Linked DNA regions of Homo sapiens: region 1 is linked to region 2. Evidence: read pairs that join two places in POLR2A ChIA-PET (ENCODE). Cell type or tissue: PC-9. All regions are shown on one strand. Each heading gives the region's core, and the rest is flanking DNA. Links, peaks and the distances in the headings are about the cores only.

Evidence for each region. Peaks named below come from ENCODE experiments on the same cell type or tissue, not always from the same donor. Only the 100,000 strongest peaks of a DNase experiment are listed, where the experiment ranks them.
Region 1: POLR2A ChIA-PET joins it to region 2 with 23 read pairs; 3 of 35 experiments call an interaction of 5 or more read pairs at or near these places.

What each region holds. Positions count from the first base shown.
Region 1 is chr11:9,294,192-9,303,913 of GRCh38, forward strand. TMEM41B (transmembrane protein 41B) reads right to left here. Exons shown (of 7, transcript NM_015012.4): 2 at 5,393-5,510; 3 at 1,068-1,196. Among named protein-coding and RNA genes, the nearest start is that of TMEM41B, 16 kb to the right of the region's middle. In PC-9, for the core only: no CTCF peak of the experiment used is centred there; no DNase peak of the experiment used is centred there.
Region 2 is chr11:9,035,647-9,045,368 of GRCh38, forward strand. All of the region lies in intron 16 of SCUBE2 (signal peptide, CUB domain and EGF like domain containing 2), which reads right to left. The region is part of intron 1 of NRIP3-DT (NRIP3 divergent transcript); the gene reads left to right. Among named protein-coding and RNA genes, the nearest start is that of NRIP3-DT, 36 kb to the left of the region's middle. RefSeq lists a silencer at 3,600-3,649. In PC-9, for the core only: no CTCF peak of the experiment used is centred there; a DNase peak (open chromatin) is centred at 3,755.

The DNA of each region.
Region 1 (9,722 bases), core at 3,793-6,292, 260 kb after region 2:
AAAAAAAAAAAAAAAAAAAAAAGCCGGGCACAGTGGCTCTCACCTGTAATCCCAGCACTTTGGGAGGCTGAGATGGGCAGATCACCTGAGGTCAGGGGTTCCAGACGACCCTGGCCAACATGGTGAAACTCCGTCTCTACTGAAAATACAAAAATTAACCAAGTATGGCGGCAGGCGCCTGCAATCCCAGCTACTTGGGAGGCTGAGACTGGAGAATCGCTTGAACCTAGGAGGTGGAGGTTGCAGTGACCAGAGATTGTGCCTCCAGCCTGTGTAACAAGAGCAAAACTCCATCTCAAAAAAAAAAAAAAAAAGTTGGTTTAAAAAGGATGATTACTTTTACAACATCAAGAAGTAAATTACGTCTTTCATTAACTGAGAAGATCTGGAAAACAGTTTGGATAAGAATAAAAGATATTAACAAATCAGAAATGAAAATTAAACTCCACAATATGCAAAATTAAGCACCCACAGCTAAGCAGTTTGAAATAAAGCTATTTTCCTGACTAGTTAAAATGTAATATATTTCTATAAAATATATATCAAAAATTGTAAAAAACATTCATTCCTTTGAATAAGTATCTTAAGAATTTTTACAAAAGAAACAATGCAAGAAAAAAACATGAACAAAGGAGATTCATAATACATATCTATAAAAATTAACAACAAATTATACCTCCAAACCTAACAGAACAATTATAAAAATACTATGGTGACTACTAATTCAAAATAATTATATAAACTAGTATCATCAGTTAATGAATACAATTATAAATCAAACCCATAAAATAAACATCTTAATAATATGCAATAAAGGAAAATGTTTGGTAAGTGAAAAAAGCAGAATACAAAAGAACTTCTAATAAATATTCAGACATAAAAACAATTAGTTCAGCAAATAGGATTAAAGTGATAATTTTTTTCCATTTTAATTTTTCAATTATTTAATATTGTCACACTGCAATAACAAATTTTAAAAGGAAAATAGTTATGTATAAATGAAGAGCAGACCTTTTACACTTTTTCTTGAACAAAATTAGAAAACATTTTTTCAGTTAAAAGGATACAAAATATATGTAGCAAAATAAGCTACAAGTACTTGAACATAAAAGGTGTCCTTGTATTTGGATAAAACTTTTCCTAGAGCCTTGGCATCATCCATATCTCTGGGAACCTTCATATTCACTCTTTCTTCTCTGAAGAAATAAAGTGAAAAATTTTAGAACAGAATTTTGCCAAGATAATATCAAAGTCAAGTTCACAACATGAAGTTTTATCCAAAATGATTTCATGCCTTGATCTATTAAGTCTAAATTAGCAATGTTTAAGTTTAAAAGTTTATAATTTTTCTTTTGTTTTGAGACATAGAGTCTTGCTCTGTTGCCCAGGCTGCAGTGCAGTGGTGGAATCTCAGCTCACGGCAATCTCTGCCTCCCAGGTACAAACGATTCTCCTGCCTCAGCCTTCTGAGAAGCTGGGATCACAGGCGTGCACCACCATGCCCAGCTAACTTTTGTATTTTTAGTAGAGAGGGAGTTTCACCATGTTGCCAGGCTGGTCTCAAACTCCTGTGCTCAAATGATCCTCCTGCCTCGGCCTCCCAAAGTGCTGGGATTACAGGAGTGAGCAACCGCACCTGGCCTATAAATTATTATTAATTTCATTTTATTTTTATTATTTTTTTTGACACAGTCTCACTCTGTTGCCCAGGCTGGAGTGCATTGGCGCGATCTCGGCTCAGTGCAACCTCCACCTCCTGGATTCAGGTGAGTTTCCTGCCTCAGTCTCCCAAGTAGCTGGGATTACAGGCACGTCCCACCATGCCTGACTAATTTTTGTATTTTTAGTAGAGACGGGGTTTCACCATGTTGGCCAGGCTGGTCTCAAATTCCTGACCTTAGGTGATCCACCCGCCTTGGCCTCCCAACGTGCTGGGATTACAGGAGTAAGCCACCATGCCCGGCTATAAATTATTTTTTAATGCTTTAATATAATTTCATGAGACAGGCAATTTTTTCTTTTTAATGTCTCAGCAGAATCAGAGACAGGTAATTTATATATGAAGGCTCTGGATGACGCAAACCAAGGGTTAAAGGCATTTGTTCCAACATCGAAACAAATTTTAACTTGAATATAAGAAATGAACCACTGGCCAGGCACATGGTGGCTCACGCCTGTAACCCCAGCACTTTGGGAAGCCGAGGCGGGTGGATCGCCTGACATGAGGAGTTCGAGACCAGCCTGGCAAACGTGTTGAAACCCCGTCTCTACTAAAAATACAAAAATTAGCTGGGCATGGTGGTGCATGCCTGTAATCCCAGCTACTCAGGAGGCTGGGGCAGGACAATCACTTGAACCCGGGAGGCAGAGGCTGCAGTGAGCCTCCAGCCTGGGCAACAGAGACTCCGTCTCAAAAAAAAAAAAAAAAAAAAGAAAGAAAGAAAAAAAGAACCACTGATGTTAGTAAATTAAAAACATTTAACATCATTTTGGGTAATCCTGATGATAAACTAAATAATAATTTACAATGAAAATTAAGTAAAAATGTAACAAATTCACAGTTCAAACATTTTCTTGAATACCACAGATCAAAGTCCACAAAAAACTGCAAGTTTTCCAGTACTTTTACTCTATATTTGGCACTTTGTTTGGAACTGAATGATTTCTTGCTTAGGAAAGCCTCGAATAATCACCTTTGTGTTTCATGCATATTATGATCATTTCTTTTTTTTTGTTTGTTCTATAGGCAGGCTCCCATGCTCTGTCACCCAGGCTGGATGGAGTGCAATGGCACGATCATAGCTCAATATTACCTCCATCTCCTAGGTTCAAGTGATCCTCCCACCTCAGACTACTGAGTAGCTGGGACTGCAGGCACGTGCCACTATGCTCTGCTAGTTGTTGTTTTTTTTAGATAGAGTCCTGCTCTGTCGCCCAGGTTGGAGTGCAGTGGCGTGATCTCGGCCCACTGCAAGCTCCGCCTCCCAGGTTCACGCCATTCTCCTGCCTCGGCCTCCCAAGTAGCTGGGACTACGGGCGCCCGCCACCACGCCCAGCTAATTTTTTTATTTTTAGTAGAGATGGGGTTTCTCCACGTTAGCCAGTCTGGTCTCAAACTCCTGACCTCACGTGATCCGCCCACCTTGGCCTCCCAAAGTACTGGGGTTACAGGCATGAGCCACCGCGCCAGGCCGCTCTGCTAATTTCAAAATTTTTTATAGGCTGGGCGCAGTGGCCTAGGCCTGTAATCCCAGCACTTTGGCAGGCCGAGATGGGTGGATCACGAGGTCAGGAGTTCAAGATCAGCCTGGGCAGCACAGTGAAACCCCATCTCTACTAAAAATACAAAAATTAGCTGGGCATGGTGGCATACATCTACAGTCCCAACTACTTGGGAGCCTGAGGCAGGAGAATCGCTTGAACTGGGAGGTGGGGGCTGCAGTAAGCCAAGATTGCACCACGGCACTCCAGCCTGGGCGACAGAGTGAGACTCTGTCTCAAAAAAATAAATAAATAAAGTTTTTTATACAGATGGGGTCTCGCTATGTGACCCAGGCTGTTCTCAAACTCCTGGATTCAAGTGATCCTCCCAAAGTGCTAGGACTAAAGGCCTGAGTCCTCATTTGTTTACATGACAAAAAAAATTTAACTGACCTATGGCTGGGAACAGTGGCTCACACCTGTAATCCCAGCACCCACCCTGTCTCTACAAAAAATTAAAGAACTAGCAGAGCATAGTGGTGCATGCCTGTACTCCTACCTACTCGGGAAACTGAGGTAGGGGATCATTTCAGCCCAGGAGGTTGAGGCTGCAGTGAGCCATAACTGTGCCACTACACTTCAGCCTGGGTAACAGAGCAAGACCCTGCCTCAAAAAAAAAAAAAAAAAAAAAAGAGGTGTGAGCCCCTCTTTCTCAAGTCCAGTAAGATACCCAGTAAACTAAAGGTTCCTACTTATGAAATTTATAAAACTAAAAAGACTCTAGGCTGGGCACAGTGGCTCATGCCTGTAATCCCAGCACTTTGGGAGGTCAAGGTGGGCAGATCACATGAGGCCAGGAGTTCAAGACCAGCTTGGCCAACATGGCAAAACCGCATCTCTACTAAAAATACAAAAATTAGCCGGGTGTGGTGGTGCACACCTGTAATTCCAGCTACTCGTGAGACTGAGGCAGGAGAATCGCTTGAACCCAGGAGGTGGAGGTTGCAGTGGGCTGAGATGGCACCATTGCACTCCAGCCTGGGCAACTATCTCAAAACTCAGTCTCAAAAAAAAAAAAAAAAAATTGTGGGCTGGGCACAGTGGCTCACGCCTGTAATCCTAGTACTTTGGGAGGACAAGGTGGGCAGATCACTTGAGGCCAGGAGTTTGGGACCAGCCTGGCCAACAGGTTTAAAACCCCATCTCTACTAAAAATACAAAAATTAGCCAGCCGTGGTGGCACACATCTATAATCCCAACTACTCAGGGGACTGAGGCACAAAAATCCTTCAACTCAGGAGAGGAGGCAGAGATCACAGTAAGCCAAAATCAACACCACTTACTCCAGCCTGGGCGATAGAGTGAAACTATCTCAAATGAAGAAAAAAAAAAAAAAATTGTGAAGGAAGGCAATTTGGAGAAAACATGACCTTCCTGATACTTTGATATCACATTTCACAGTTCTCCATTACCACATCAGGCTGGCCCTGGTTGAAAGTCTAACTACATCTTAGTAGTCCTTCATATAATCTATGATTATACCAGGGTGGTATTACTAGGGTTTAATAGCTCTGGGATATTTTGCCCTTCTAAAATATATTTCCAGGCTGGGCACAGTGGCTCAAGCCTATAATCCCAGCACTTTGGGAGGCCGAGGCAGGTGGATCACCTGAGGTCAGGAGTTCAAGACCAGCCTGGCCAACATGGTGAAACCCCGTCTCTACTAAAAATACAAAAATTAGCTGGGTGTGGTGGCCCACCCCTATAATCCCAGCTACTCGAGAGGCTGAGGCAGGAGAACTGCTTGAACCTGGGAAGCAGGGCTTATACAGTGAGCTGAGATCACGCCACTGCATTCCAGCCTGGGTGACAGGGCAAGACTCTGTCTCAAAAAAAAAAAAAAAAAAAAAAAGAAAGTATATATACATACATACACACACACACACACACACGTGTGTGTATATAAATATATTAAATATACATATACACACACACATATAGATGTATGTATTTCCACATGGGTTTTGCCGTGTTGCCCAGGCTGGTCTCGCACTCCTGGACTCAACCAATCCACCCACCTCGGCCTCCCAAAGTGTTGAGATTACAGGCATCAGCTACTGCACTTGGCCTTAATCCACTTTCATCTTATAAATATCTATACATTTTCAGTTTATCTCTCAGTATACTTACTCACTAAGCTGAGGAAAATTTTTATATACCAAAAACATAACAAAAGCTGCAGATAAGAAAATGGACACCAATATAAGGAGTGACATTCTTGCTGATCCAGCTTCTACCCAGGATTTTTCTGGAAGAAAAAAGAAAGTATAATTAAGATAAATATAAAGGAAGACATGCTAGCAAATAATTTCTGTACATGCTTTCCTTCCAGAAAATGGCGTGTGCTTTTGCCTAAAATGATGTGACATTAAATTTAAGCACTGGGCCGGGCACAGTGACTCACGCCTGTAATCCCAGCACTTTGGGAAGCCGAGGCAGGTAGATCACTTGAGGTTGGGAGTTCGAGACCAACCTCACCAACATGGAGAAACTCCGTCTCTACTAAAAATACAAAATTAGCTGGGCATGGTGGTGCATGCCTGTAATCCCAGCTATTCGGGAGGCTGAGGCAGGAGAATCACTTAAATTTGGGAGGTAGAGGTTGCGGTGAGTGGAGATAGAGCCATTGCACTCCAGCCTGGGCAACAAGAGCAAAACTTCGTCTAAAAAAATAAAAACAATAATTAATTATATTTAAGCACTGTACAGTACTTGAAGTTTAATAACTGGATATATTACTTTGGGGGGATATATCCATTTTAGAAGTATGAAAAAGCAGAACACCAGACTCTGTAGCATTGGTTTATTGATAAGCCAAAGGGGAAAAAAAGAACATTGTTCTAAATGCTCTAAATTTTATCATACTGTCAATTTCATATTTCTATACTGGGAGCCAACAGCATAGACAAAATGGCCCCTTTGGAAAAATGAGGTAATTTGGCAATTACTTCACCTGTTTTAAGAACATAAATATTCACAAATGCAACTGGTGAAATGTTATACTTTCTCTTTATACCAAATGCATCGGAATATAAACTTGAATCTCAAATGTTTTGGGTACCTCTGCAACTCCAACAATGGGAGAATATTTATAGTCCCTCAAAAGGTAATCTCAGTATTAGCTTAAAAAATTATATGAACGAGGCCAGGCGCGGTGGCTCACGCCTGTAATCCCAGCACTTTGGGAGGCCGAAGCGGGCAGATCATGAGGTCAGGAGATCGAGACCATCCTGGCTAACATGGTGAAACCCCGTCTCTACTAAAAATACAAAAAATTAGCTGGGCATGGTGGCAGGCGCCTGTAGTCCCAGCTACTCGGGAGGCTGAGGCAGGAGAATGGTGTGAACCCGGGAGGCAGAGCTTGCAGTGTGCTGAGATCGCACCACTGCACTACAGCCTGGGCGACAAAGCAAGATTCCGTCTCAAAAAAAAAAAAATTATATTAACAATAAAAGTATGGAATGAGATTCCAGAAGCAGTAAGCAGAAGAAAGTACGGGACTGTTTTCCCAGGAACTGGTCAATAGCGCGAAGGCCAGGACAACTTTACATTGCACTCACTGGGGAAGAGGTAGGAGTGGGTGACTCAATTTTTATTTTACCATTATCCCTTGTATACACTGATAATACTCAAGAGTATTTAAAAATATGTATACTATATGGCCCGGCATGATGGCCCACGCCTGTAATCCCAGCACTTTGGGAGGCCGAGGTGGGCGGATCACAAGGTCAGGAGATTGAGACCATCCTGGCTAACACGGTGAACCCCCATCTCTACTAAAAATACAAAAAATTAGCTGGGCATGGTGGTGGGCGCCTGTAGTCCCAGCTACTTGGGAGGCTGGGGCAGGAGAATGGCATGAACCTGGGAGGCGGAGCTTGCAGTGAGCCAAGATCGCACCACTGCACCCCAGCCTAAAAAAAATGTATACTATAATTCAGATTTATTATTTTTAGTTCCCTTAGAATGGATTCAACTATTGCACAGGTGGCTTTCAAACACGCGTTTATGAAGTATCCTAAAAGTACTGAACTGCCTATACTCTCTTTAGCAAATCCTTCTTCATAAAAGTTTACAAATGTGTATTAGACAGCTGTCATTGCTGCTCTGCCCCATCTCCCTTCTCTTGAATTAACACCCTTCCCCTGTCCCATAAGGGGGCCAATCTCAGTAGCCCCTATTCTAACATTCTACCCTCCCAAACCCAGAAAACTGTCTGGCCCAGGGTTGGACACCTCACCCAAGTAGTAACAAATCATTACTGGCTGACCAGATTTTCTCTTGATAATTTGAACTAAAAGAGATACTGGTTGTCAAGCGATAGTGGGACTTGGAGCTAAAAGGTTAAATGGTGGAGGACACAGTAAGCCAAAGTGGTACGCCGAAGACATGTATCAGAAAACAAGAAAGGTTGGAACAGAAACCCAGAGAAGCAGAATTGGGAAATATAGCTAAGCTACTTGCTGATTTCTAACGTTCCACTTCCCCAATGCCTAGCTCTATTTCTTGCTCATAAATGCCAGTTGAGATTCTCTCTTATATTATTTTTCTCGGTTTTTTTTTTTTTTTTTGAGACGGAGTCCTGCTCAGTCGCCCAGGCTGGAGTGCAGTGGCACAATCTCAGCTCACTGCAACCTCCGCCTCCCGGGTTCACGCCATTCTCCTGCCTCAGCCTCCCGAGTAGCTAGAACTACAGACACCTGCCACGATGCCCGGCTAATTTTTTTTTGTATTTTTAGTAGGGATGGGGTTTCACCATGTTAGCCAGGATGGTCTTATCTCCTGATCTTGTGATCCACCCGCCTCGGCCTCCCAAAGTGCTGGGATTACAGGCGTGAGCCATAGCGCCCGGCATTATTTTTCTCTTGTTTTAACAATCTTCCTTTTTTCCTAGTTTAAACTGATGTCTATTCCTTTCAACCAAAAAGTCTTGACTAAATAAAAGATGAGCTTCATTTTTATCCCTTGTCTCACTACAACAATTGGCATTAGTAAGATTTTGCTGATTTTTTTACCCCCGCAAGAGACAGGGTCTCCCTATGTTGCCGAGGCTGGACTTGAACTCCTGGGCTCCAGCAATCCTCCTACTTCAGCCCCTCAAGTAGCTGGCACTACAGGCATGTAACACTGAGCCCTGACTAGATATTACTAAATTCTATGTTGAACACATAGAGAAATAGAAACCAACTAGCTCCTTGCTATTCAAAGAATGTTTGGTAGACTATATGAATCAGCATTATCAGGAAGCTTGCTGGAAATTCAGATTCCCACTGAAGCAAAAATCTGCATTTTAATGATACTCGTGATCTTCATGCACATTAAAGTTTGAAAAGCTAAAATCTGGCCCACTTTTACAAGTAAGAGGCCCAAAGAAGAAGGGTATACTATTTTTTAAAAAAAAATCCTGAGCCAGAGTGGTGGTGGTGTACACCTATAGTCCCAACTACTCAAGAAACTCAGTCAGGAGGATCACTTAAGCACAGAACTTTGATTCCGGCCTGGGCAACACAGTGAGACCCTATCTCTAAAAGGAACCAAATAATGTGAAGTGTATTTCCAAAGCATTTTGTTGTTGTTGTCTGAGAAGGAGTCTCGCTCTGTTGCCCAGGCTGGACTGCAGTGGCACGATCTCGGCTCACTGCAACCTCCACCTCCCAGGTTCAAGCAATTCTCCTGCCTCAGCCTCCCAAGTAGCTGGGATTACAGGCATGTGCCACCACACTGGCTAATTTTTTTTGTATTTTTAGTAGAGACGGGGTTTCACCATATTGGCCAGGCTGGTCCAAGTGATTCCCTTGCCTCAGCCTCCCAAGTAGCCGGGATTACAGACGTGTGCTACCACACCCAGCTAATTTTTATATTTTTAGTAGAGATGGGGGTTTCACCATGTTAGCCAGGCTGGTCTTGAACTCCTGACCTCAGGTGATCTGCCCACCTCGGCCTACCAAAGTGCAGGGATTATAGGCGTGAATGAGTGTGCCCAGTCTGCAAAGCATTTTAATATCTGTTTATAATTTACCTGTAATTTCTGTTGAAATAAGAATTGCTTAGGTTAGTGCTTTGATAATACTAAATATAAATTATTCTTACCTATTCATTAAATTTAGCAAGTTTTCTATAAAAAACTAAATTATCTTTTCCTACTTTCAGTAATCTAAACAATCTAACTTCCCAACTAGTCCCTATTATTCTTTTTCTTTTTTTTTTTTTTTTTTTTTGAGACAGAGTCTTGCTCTGTGGCCCAGCCTCTGTCGCCCAGTCTGGAGTGCAGTGACAGGATCTCAGCTCACTGCAACCTCTGCCTCCCAGGTTCAAGCCATTCTCCCATCTCAGCCTCTGGAGTAGCTGGGATTACAGGCACACGCCACGAGGATCAACTAATTTTTGTATTTTTAGTAGAAACGGAGTTTCACATTGTTGGCCAGGCTGGTCTCGAACTCCTGACGTCAGGTGATCCGCC
Region 2 (9,722 bases), core at 2,751-5,250:
TAAACATGGGAACGTTCTCTGTTATAAGAAATAAAAATGTCTTTTCATTATTCATTCCAAAATCTTAAAAAAAAAATCAGGCTTTTGGATCATGGTAAGCAAAAAATATGCCACATTTTAAATATTATTTCTACAATTCAATGTAACCAATTAATAAAGTCTATCCAAATATCTAAATCTTAATACTCATATTTCTTGGATTTTCTTTTACAACATTCATGTATCATTTAAATACAATTTTATATATATAGATTTTTTGAGATGGAGTTTTCACTCTTGTTGCCCAAGCTGGAGTGCAATGGCGCGATCTCAGCTCATCGCAACCTCCGCCTCCTGGGTTCAAGCGATTCTCCCACCCCAGCTTCCCAAGTAGCTGGGATTACAGGCAAGCACCACCATGCCGGGCTAATTTTTTGTATTTTTAATAGAAACAGGGTTTCACCATGCCAGCCTGGCTGGTCTCGAACTCCTGACTTCAGGTGATCCACCTGCCTCAGCCTCTCAAACTGCTGGGATTATAGGCATGAGCCACCATGGCCGACTACAATTTTATATTTTTAAAAAATTAAAAGTGAACCAAACTCTTGTTTTATTGGCAAACAATATTATAATGAGACTGATGGCAAATAGAGTATAATTCCAGACTTCTTCTCTAAATGCAGCCCTACTGGATAATGGTTTCCATATCGCTCTGGTTCCAGCCCATCTCTCATGTAAAGCTGGGCTGAATTCTGTATTACGAACTCACGTTTTACCCTGTGTCCCACTTGACTCTTTCAGTGTCTGTAGCAGGCCAGTATATCAGAGAATAACTCCTTCATGGCTCTAAGGAGCTCACCTGTCATGAAGCAGGTAAAACCAAGGCTGTCCAGAGCCCCTCTGCTCAGCCATTTCTATCTGAAGAAGAGCTGTTTTTACAATACTCATCCACGGAAGGGAAAGTGCCGATATGGTGACAATGATTCCAACAGCCCCATTAATCATAACGTAGAGTCACATCACCATGGTCTGTTCCATCATGGTTCCTCTGGCAGAAAACAGATGTCCTCAGCAGGTGGACAACACCAGGCCTGGTTCTCACTGAGCCAGGGACCAGGATGGGCTCCTGCTGCTCTGCTGTCCCTGCTGCTGAGAACTCTTTCAACCTCCACAGCCTTTGCAAGGTGACCTTTAGAGAGACCTCACAATATCCCACCTCTGTGCCATTTCTTAACTGCTCGAAGTGCCAAGAAACCCTTCAGGCTGCCCTGTGGAAAAGAGGGCACCAGTTCTTTTTCCTCACAATGAAAGGCCTGCTTCACATAAACAAACTCATATTGTCAGTCACAGTGTCCATTTTCCTTCCAGAGAGAAAGACCTGCAGAAATAATTCATGCCAAGCACCTCCCAAATATATTTGATTCTTTCACAAGGTAAAAATGAGCTAAACACTAAAAGGCAACTCTGAAATATCATGAAGGGATGCCTGAAAACCGCTCTTTGCAAATGTGCTGAGAATCTGGCCTGCAGAGACCTCAATCACACGTTCCAGTGGCTTCTCTCTTCTCCTTCAGCAGCCAGCTTGTTTTGCTGCCCAGGACAAAGGAGTCAATTGCCCCCAGAACACTTCACTATCACAGCAAAGCTTTTGTGTGCCTTCAGTGACCATTAAAATCTCATTCTCAAATCCCACACAGCTGTTTTTTCTCCTTCTTTAAAAAAGATACGAGAAAGCTTTTCTGATGCAAAAGGGACAGACCAGCAGGATGAGGATTAATGGCGACAAAGAAGCTTGAAGCCTCCGCCTCTTTTCAGCACTGTGGCCTTTGAGTATTTCAGGCTATAGACAAACACTATGGTCTCTCTGTGGCTAAGATGATGAACCTAATAAAAGGGGTCACCCTCTAGTATTTGACTGCTTTCTTAAGAATCACGCCTTGACTTCTGAAGAAGAGCCATAAGCAGCCCACGTGGATTCCCAGGGTGCCCCAGGGCTGCTGCTTTGTCCCAGTCCAGAGGTGCTGATGCCCCAGGCAGAGTTGGCCTCAGGATCCTGGTTTGAGCTCTCTTTAAATGACTGCCCCCATGATAACAGGGGACAGTCCTTCTTGGGCTGAGAGATTGATTTTTCATTGTCCAGGTTTTTGACCTGTGCTCAGGTTTGCTCTTTAAAAACATTCCTGTAGTTGAGGCAGAGAAATGAGCCCAGCTTGATGCCTTCTTCCTTATTGGGTTCCCAAATGCACACTATGTTCTTTTCATGCCTAGTTAACTGGAGCTGAAATTTCACTTCCTTTAGAGTGCCTTTTTTGCCCTCAATTTAAATATTTCTCCAAAGATTTGCCCTTTGCCCTCTTTTCTCTTAATGTTATCTACTATCCTTGGGATTTCATCTGTTGTCCCTGTGAAGATTCATTTACTCATTCATTCAATAAGTACTTATTGAGCACTCATTATGTGCTGAGTACCGTTCTAGGAGCTGGAGACACAGCAGAGAAGAGACATGACCCTGTTCTAATGGGGTTCTCAGGGCAGTAAATAAATGAGCAATAAATCTCAATGAGCAAGCAAATAAGTATGTAATAGAATGCAAGTAGTAGTATGATGAAGAAAAGGAAAACAGGGGAAGATTACAAAGAGGGGGTAGGGATGGAGTTTGTATATATGCTATTTTAGAACTGTGGCCAAGAAAGGCCTTTCTGAACAGAGACCAGAATAAAATGTGGGAAACAGGCTGGGTGCTGTGGCTCACACCTGTAATCCCAGCACACTGGGAGGCTGAGGCAGGAGGACTGCTTGAGCCCAGAGTTCAAGACCAGCTTGGGAAATATAGTGAGACCTCGTCTTTCCAAAATCACCTTAAAAAGTTAGCTGAGCGTGGTAGTGCATGCCAGTGGGAGAATAGCTTGAGCCCAGGAGGCGGAGGTTGCAATGAGCCAAAATCACACCACTACACTCCAGCCTGGGTGACAGAGCAAGACCCTGTCTAAAAAACAAACAAACAAACAAACACAAAACAACAACAAAAAAAAACAGGAAATAGCCTTGCAATGAGATTGCCTAATAGCAAGAAAGGCAGTGTAGTAGGAACACAGCATAAGGGGGTAGGGCAATAAGAGAGGAACTTTAAAAAGCAAGCAAGGGCCAGATCACATGGGTGCTTGAAGGCCATGGTAAGGAAATTAGACCTTACCCAAAGTATGTTGGAGGTTTGAAATGGGGCAGTGACACAATCTGATTTATGTTTTTCTTTTCTTTTCTTTTCTTTTCTTTTCTTTTTTCGTTTAGGAGACAGGGTTGCGCTCTGTTACCCAGGCTGGAGTGATCATGGCTCACTGCAGACTCAACCTCCTGGGCTCAAGTGATCCTCCCACCTTAGACTCCTGAGTAGCTGGAACTACAGGCTTGCACCACCATGCCCAGCTAATGTTTTAACTTTTTGTAGAAATAGGGTCTCCTGGGCTCAAGTGGTCCTCTGTCTCGGCATCCGAAAGTGAGCCACTGTACCCAGCCTGATTTATGTTTTTAAGAGATGTCCTGGCTGCTGTGTGGAGAACAGATGGAGGCCAGGCAAGGCTGAGGAGAACAATTCAGAGCCTGGTACAACAGACTGAGCTAGAGATGACGGTGGCTTGAAACAGAGCAGTAATAATAACGGAGGAGGAGAAAACTGGTCAGATAAAGGAAATTACCTGAAGGCAGAGCTGACAGGATTTGCACACGGACTGGATGAGGAACGCAACAGAAAGGGAGAGGTCAAGATGACTCAGGCTTTCCACTTGAGCAACTGGGTGAGGCGAGGTGCCCCTTACTGAGATGCTGGTTTGATTTGATTTGAAGCTTGAGAGGATAAGAAGCTTTGTTTGGAAACACTGAGTTTGAGATGCCAGTTGGCCATCCAAGTGCGGACACTAGGAAGGCACGGGTTCTACTGTTGGTCTCTGAGGCGGAATACTACACCTCGGGGGTTGACAAGATGATCCACCGGGTGGGAGCACGTTTCTACACCCATGCCTACGAATTTTCACCTAAAATAAGAAACAAACGAAGCTCCTCTGGTTTAGAATATGGTGTAAGAGCAGCCTCCCAGCCAGTCTCCATCTCTGTGAGGCACAAGACACATGTGAGGAGCCAGGGTCGCCAAGAAAAGAGAAGCACTGGCACCCACAACTCGGGCGCAGGGCACTGACTGACTCTCGCCTCTCAATACATAGAGAATAGTTACAGCTTAGCTATGCCTGGGTAATGAGATGTCCTGACCTATATGATCGTGTTTTTAACTAAACTAACCATCACAAAATAGAAAGCAGCTTTGATGGATTCCCGGAAAGAACACCCGACTGAAGGGCGTAAACGTGACGCGAGCCCATGCGCACCACAGGAGTGTCCGTGGGCGCATCTTCTGCTCCTAGCACAGCAGCCACGCGCGTCCGCACCACAGGAGAGGGCCCGTGGGTGCATCTTCTGCTCCTAGCACAGCAGCCACCCGTGTCCACAGTGGAGCGGAGGTTTCCCATCCAAGACCCCCAGTGGGTGCCTGGAACCTCGGAGAGTACCACACCCTATATACACTAGGGGTTTTCCTATGCGTGCTTATTCATGATAAAGTTTCATTTATAAATTAGGCACAGCAAGAGATTAACAATAATAATAAAATAAAACAATTATCACAACATATTATAATAAAAAGTTATGTGAATGTGGTCTCTCTCTCAAAGTATCTTATAGTACCGTACTCACCCTTCTTGTGATCTGTCAATCTGATAACTGAGATGACTACTATGTGACTAACATGGGGGAGGGTATACACCGTGGGTACACAGGAGAAAGGGAGGATTCATATCCCAGGCAGGATGGGGAGGGTACACAGCGTGGGTACGCAGGAGAAAGGGAGGATTCATATCCCAGGCAGGATGGGGAGGGTACACAGCATGGGTACGTAGGAGAAAGGGAGGATTCATATCCCAGGCAGGATGGGGAGGGTATACACCGTGGGTACGCAGGAGAAAGGGAGGATTCATATCCCAGGCAGGATGGGGAGGGTACACAGTGTGGGTACGCAGGAGAAAGGGAGGATTCATATTCCAGGCAGGATGGGGAGGGTATACACCGTGGGTACGCAGCATAAAGGGAGGATTCATATCCCAGGCAGGATGGAGCAGGACAACACGAGATTTCATCACACCACTCTGAAGAGTGGGCAATTTAAAACTTACAAATTGTTTATTTCTGGAATTTTCCATTTGATATTCTTGGACCATGGTTGACCCAGGTAACTGAAACCACAGAAAGCAAAACTGCCTATAAGGAGGCACTAGTGTATTACCTCTTTGTCAAACTACATCATGAGACAGAAACAGTTACGATTTAATCTGGTCTGTCAAGAGTTCACCTAAAGCACTAGCAATAGTCAAAAAGACTATAGGACAAATGGATTTGCAACCACCACTATCAATAATGAACTTCGCCCAATTGTAAAGATTCTACCTTAAGATGCTAGCCAGTTATTTTTAAATTTGTTTAATCTTTATCTTGTTCTGTCTTTTGTGATGAACATAGTGTACTAGCCAATAGTGTAAGTATATAGTTTATAAATAAGTAAACATTCATATATATTTTACTTAGAGGGAGAGAGAATGTGTGTGTGTGCATTCTTAAATGTTCAGCATCTCTGGGACAAAGGAGCTGGAGAGGGCAGTTTCAGAATCGCCAGCATGTGGTGGTATTTAAAGCTATGGCACTGGGTAAGGTCACCAAGGAGAGTGTGAAGACAGAGGAAGGGACGAAGGATTCAACCCTAGGATAATCAGAAAGTAGGGGAGGAACCGGAACCAGCATTGAAAATGAAAAGGGAGCAGCCAGTGAGGTATGGAGAAGCAGAAGTGTGTTGTGTCTGAAACCCACAGGAAGAAAGTGTTTCCAGGAGAGGGAGTGATCAGCAGAGAGGATGCCTCATGAGGAGTGAGGAAAGGCAACTGGATTCGGCATCACAGAGGTGGTTAGGAATCTTGGAAAATGTTTCTGTGGAGAGGTTAGGCATGAAAATCAGACTGAAGAGAAATGGGAGGTAAGGAGGCAAAGACAGTATGACTACGGCTCCTTCAAAGAGCTTCGTTCTACACAGAATGGGGGACACAGAAATGAGGCAGTAGCTATAGAGATGCATGAAGTCAATGGAGGGTTTGTTTGGTTTTTAAGACAGGAGATGGGTTTGTGTGATGTTGGAAATGATCTAGCAGAGGAGAAGAATTCTGAGATGGGAGGGGTTGATGGGGACAGCATGGGCAACATTCTTAAGAAGCTGAGAGAGAACAGGCTCCAGCTTGAGTGCAAGATAGAGGGGGGCCTTAGAGGCATGGGCTGCCCATCCATTTTAACAGGAGGCAGGTCTGAGCCTGTGTGGACAGACTCGGGATTAGGCAAGTTAGGCTGGACATGAAGAGAAGAAGTTGTTTCGCTAGACTCCCAGACACCCATGGACACCTCTGCCTAGAAATCTTGTTGCCCAAGGAGCACTTCTCTCCCTGGCCTCTGGCTTTACTCCTCTTACAGAAGCATCTCTATTTTCCCAGGCACCAAGGCTCCAAATCACAGCTCTCCCTGGCTTCTCTCCTCACTGCCCTGTCACTCAGCGGCAGCATCCTACAGCTGTGTCCCTTCTCTCTATCCCCTATTCTTCGTCCCCATGGCATGAATGTCCCTTAGATCCTCACCGTCTCTTATTTGGATTGCCGCAGTAACCTTCCAAGATTCCCCTGGCTTTCTGTCCCTCCCTGCCTCCACTCTTTCCATTCTACCATCAGATGCACCTTTCTAAACTCTTTTTCTGATTGCTTCACTCCCTGGCTCAAAAACCTCCTTGCCTTGCCTTCCTGCACTCCTCTCAGTTTCTCTGACTCAATATTCAGGCTTTAGCCTCCTTTTATGTATCTTTTTCATCCTTTCTCATGCTCTCTCAAGAGCCTATTTTTTTCCTGCTTCTCCTATAAATCTCTTCTGATTATTTCTTCCCCAGTGATCACATTCATTTCATCATTCAACCAACCCCCTGGCGTTTTCTCAGTGCCTCCTGCATATGAAACAGGGCATGGTGAGATGAGGGATGTATGGGAAGCAAGTGCCAGGATCACAGGCCACATCAGAATCCTCTGAGCTCAGCCCACCTCTTTCCCCTTCTCAGTCCCCAATCCATGTCATCCCCAAATGCTGCTCATTTTCCCTCTTAAATATTTCTCTAACCCATTGCTGTTTCTCTATCTAGGACCTGCATGTTCTCAGTATCTCATAGGCAACACATTCAAAAGCCCCCAGATTGGTCTTTCTGCCTCTAATTCTGCTCCCTCCAGTAAAGTCAGAGAGATCTTTCTAGAATACACATATGACCTGGACACTTCCCGAGTAAATCCTCCAATGGCAGCATGTCACCTAGAGATAAAGTTGAGGCTCCTTAGCAACATATCCAAGGTTGCTGCAGAGGAACAGCAGTAAGCTGTTACAAAAGGAATTAAATGTTCCTAGTCTCTCAAGAACCCAGGCACTAAAATACTTCCCAGTTTGCCAGTTGTCTGGATTGTTTCTTCTAAAAATCTCAGCAAGTTTTCAAAACAACCAAATACAGTATATATAATACATACATACATACATACATATATACACACACATGCATACACACACATATATATTATCCAGTGTATTTCTTAAATAATTTATCTTTTAGCTGGTATTATGAAAGTACAATAGCTAGACATCCATGTCATATAGTTAATTTTCTTTAGACATGAAGAACTTTATGAAGTACTACAGAGCTTAAGAAATTTGTTCCTTGGACCCTATAATCATTTTTTTTTTTTGCCATCTTGTTAAAATTGATCACAGATGGTACAAAGGTCACTTGGAGAGCAGGCTGTCCCCAAAGTCCCCAAATGCCAAATTAATGAAACTTTACTATATAAAATAATGATAAGAAAGAAAATATACAATTGGTCAGAAGTGATTATTTTCTCTGGTGTAAATTGGGACTTTAAAATTTATTTTTTAATGCTATACAAAGGACAAACAGTTCAATGCAAAAATAGGCAAAGAATATAGATGTTTTCAGAAGAAGGAATCCAAATGACCACAGGCATAAGACAGCATGCTTAGTCTTACTAATAAAGAAAACCAAGTTAAAATGACTATTTTTTTTTTTTTTTGCTTACCAGATTTGCAAAAATGAAAAGGATCAATGATAAATAATCCATGTTAGCAAAGATGTAGGATGCTTCCAACGTTGGAAGCGACATGCATAGGCATGATCTTTTGGGAAAGTAATTTGGCAGTATCTATTAAAGTTTTAAATATGCAAGTTCTTTGAGTCGGCCATTGTACTTTTGCAAGTCTATCCTTCAGAAATATTGGCCATGTGTACAAAGAATGATATTCATTGAGCACTATTTGCCATATAAAAATTAGCAATAACTTCTATGTTCACCAGTAGGGGTAGGGCTAATCAATACTGGTGTCTTCAAACAAATACAGCCTGGGAAGCTGTAAAAGAAATGAGGTTGCTCCGCTATCATGTTAGAGAGATGTTCTTGATCTAACTACAGTTAAAAACAACACATAGCACTATTCAAATTGTATTGATATTTGTTTTTTATTTTGTTAAGATAGGCTCTTGGTCTGCCACCCAGGCTGCAGTGCAGTGACACAATCATAGCTCACTGCAGCCTCGAACTCCTGGACTCAGATGATCCTCCCGCCTTAGACTCCCGAGTAGCTGGGACTACAGGTGCTACCAACCAACATAGTGAGACAGAGTGTCACTATGTTGCCCAAACTAGTATTGAACTCCTGGCCTGAAGTGATCCTCCCACCTCGGCCTCCCAAAGTGCTGGGATTACAGATGTGAGCCACTGCACCCAGCCTATTTTTTTAAAAAGATATATCTATTCATACGTAAACCTACAGTCTACTTTCAACACAGTAGCCAAAGTTATCTTTTGAAAACATGTCAGTTACTCCTATGCTCAAAGCCCTCCACTGGCTTCCTTTCTCATCAGATTCGGGATCAGGGTCCTCCCTGGTTTCGAGTTCCCTCTGCTACTGCTCTGCCCTTGCTCTCCCTCCCTGCCTCTCTCAGCTCTCATCCTTCTGGCCTTCCTTCCAGTACCTTGGGGTTTTCCTATTTGTTGTTCTCTTTGCCTGAAACTCTCTTCCCCCAGATATCTCCATAGCTTGCTTCTTGCTGTCCTTTGCGTCTCTGCCCAAATGACACTTTGTAATGAGGCCTTCCCTGACCACAGTCTGCACTTTGGGGGAGTACGCTCCTCATCCCTCACCCCTCACCTTGGCCTGGCACTTTCCATTCCACTTCCCTGCAGCCCTGCTCTCCATATCCCTGTCGCCCTCTGCTACATGATAGTAGTATCTTTCCTCGTTTATTGGTTGGTTGTCTACCTTCTTCCTCTAAAATTGTAAACTCTGTGAGGGCTGAGATGTTTGCGTGTTTCTTTATTGCTGGATTCCTGATATCTAGAATGGTACCTGGCACACAATTGGTGCTCAATAAATATTTATTGAATGACTATATAAAATTTCCTTTTTATATGTGCATAAAAACAGTTGTGGAAAAATCACACAGCAAACTATAACAGTGATTACTGCTGGGGAGTTGGATTAGGGAGCTGTGGAGAGAACTTTCATCTTTACTGTATACATTTCTGTGCCATTTGAAACAGGCACTACTTTCATAATTGAAAACT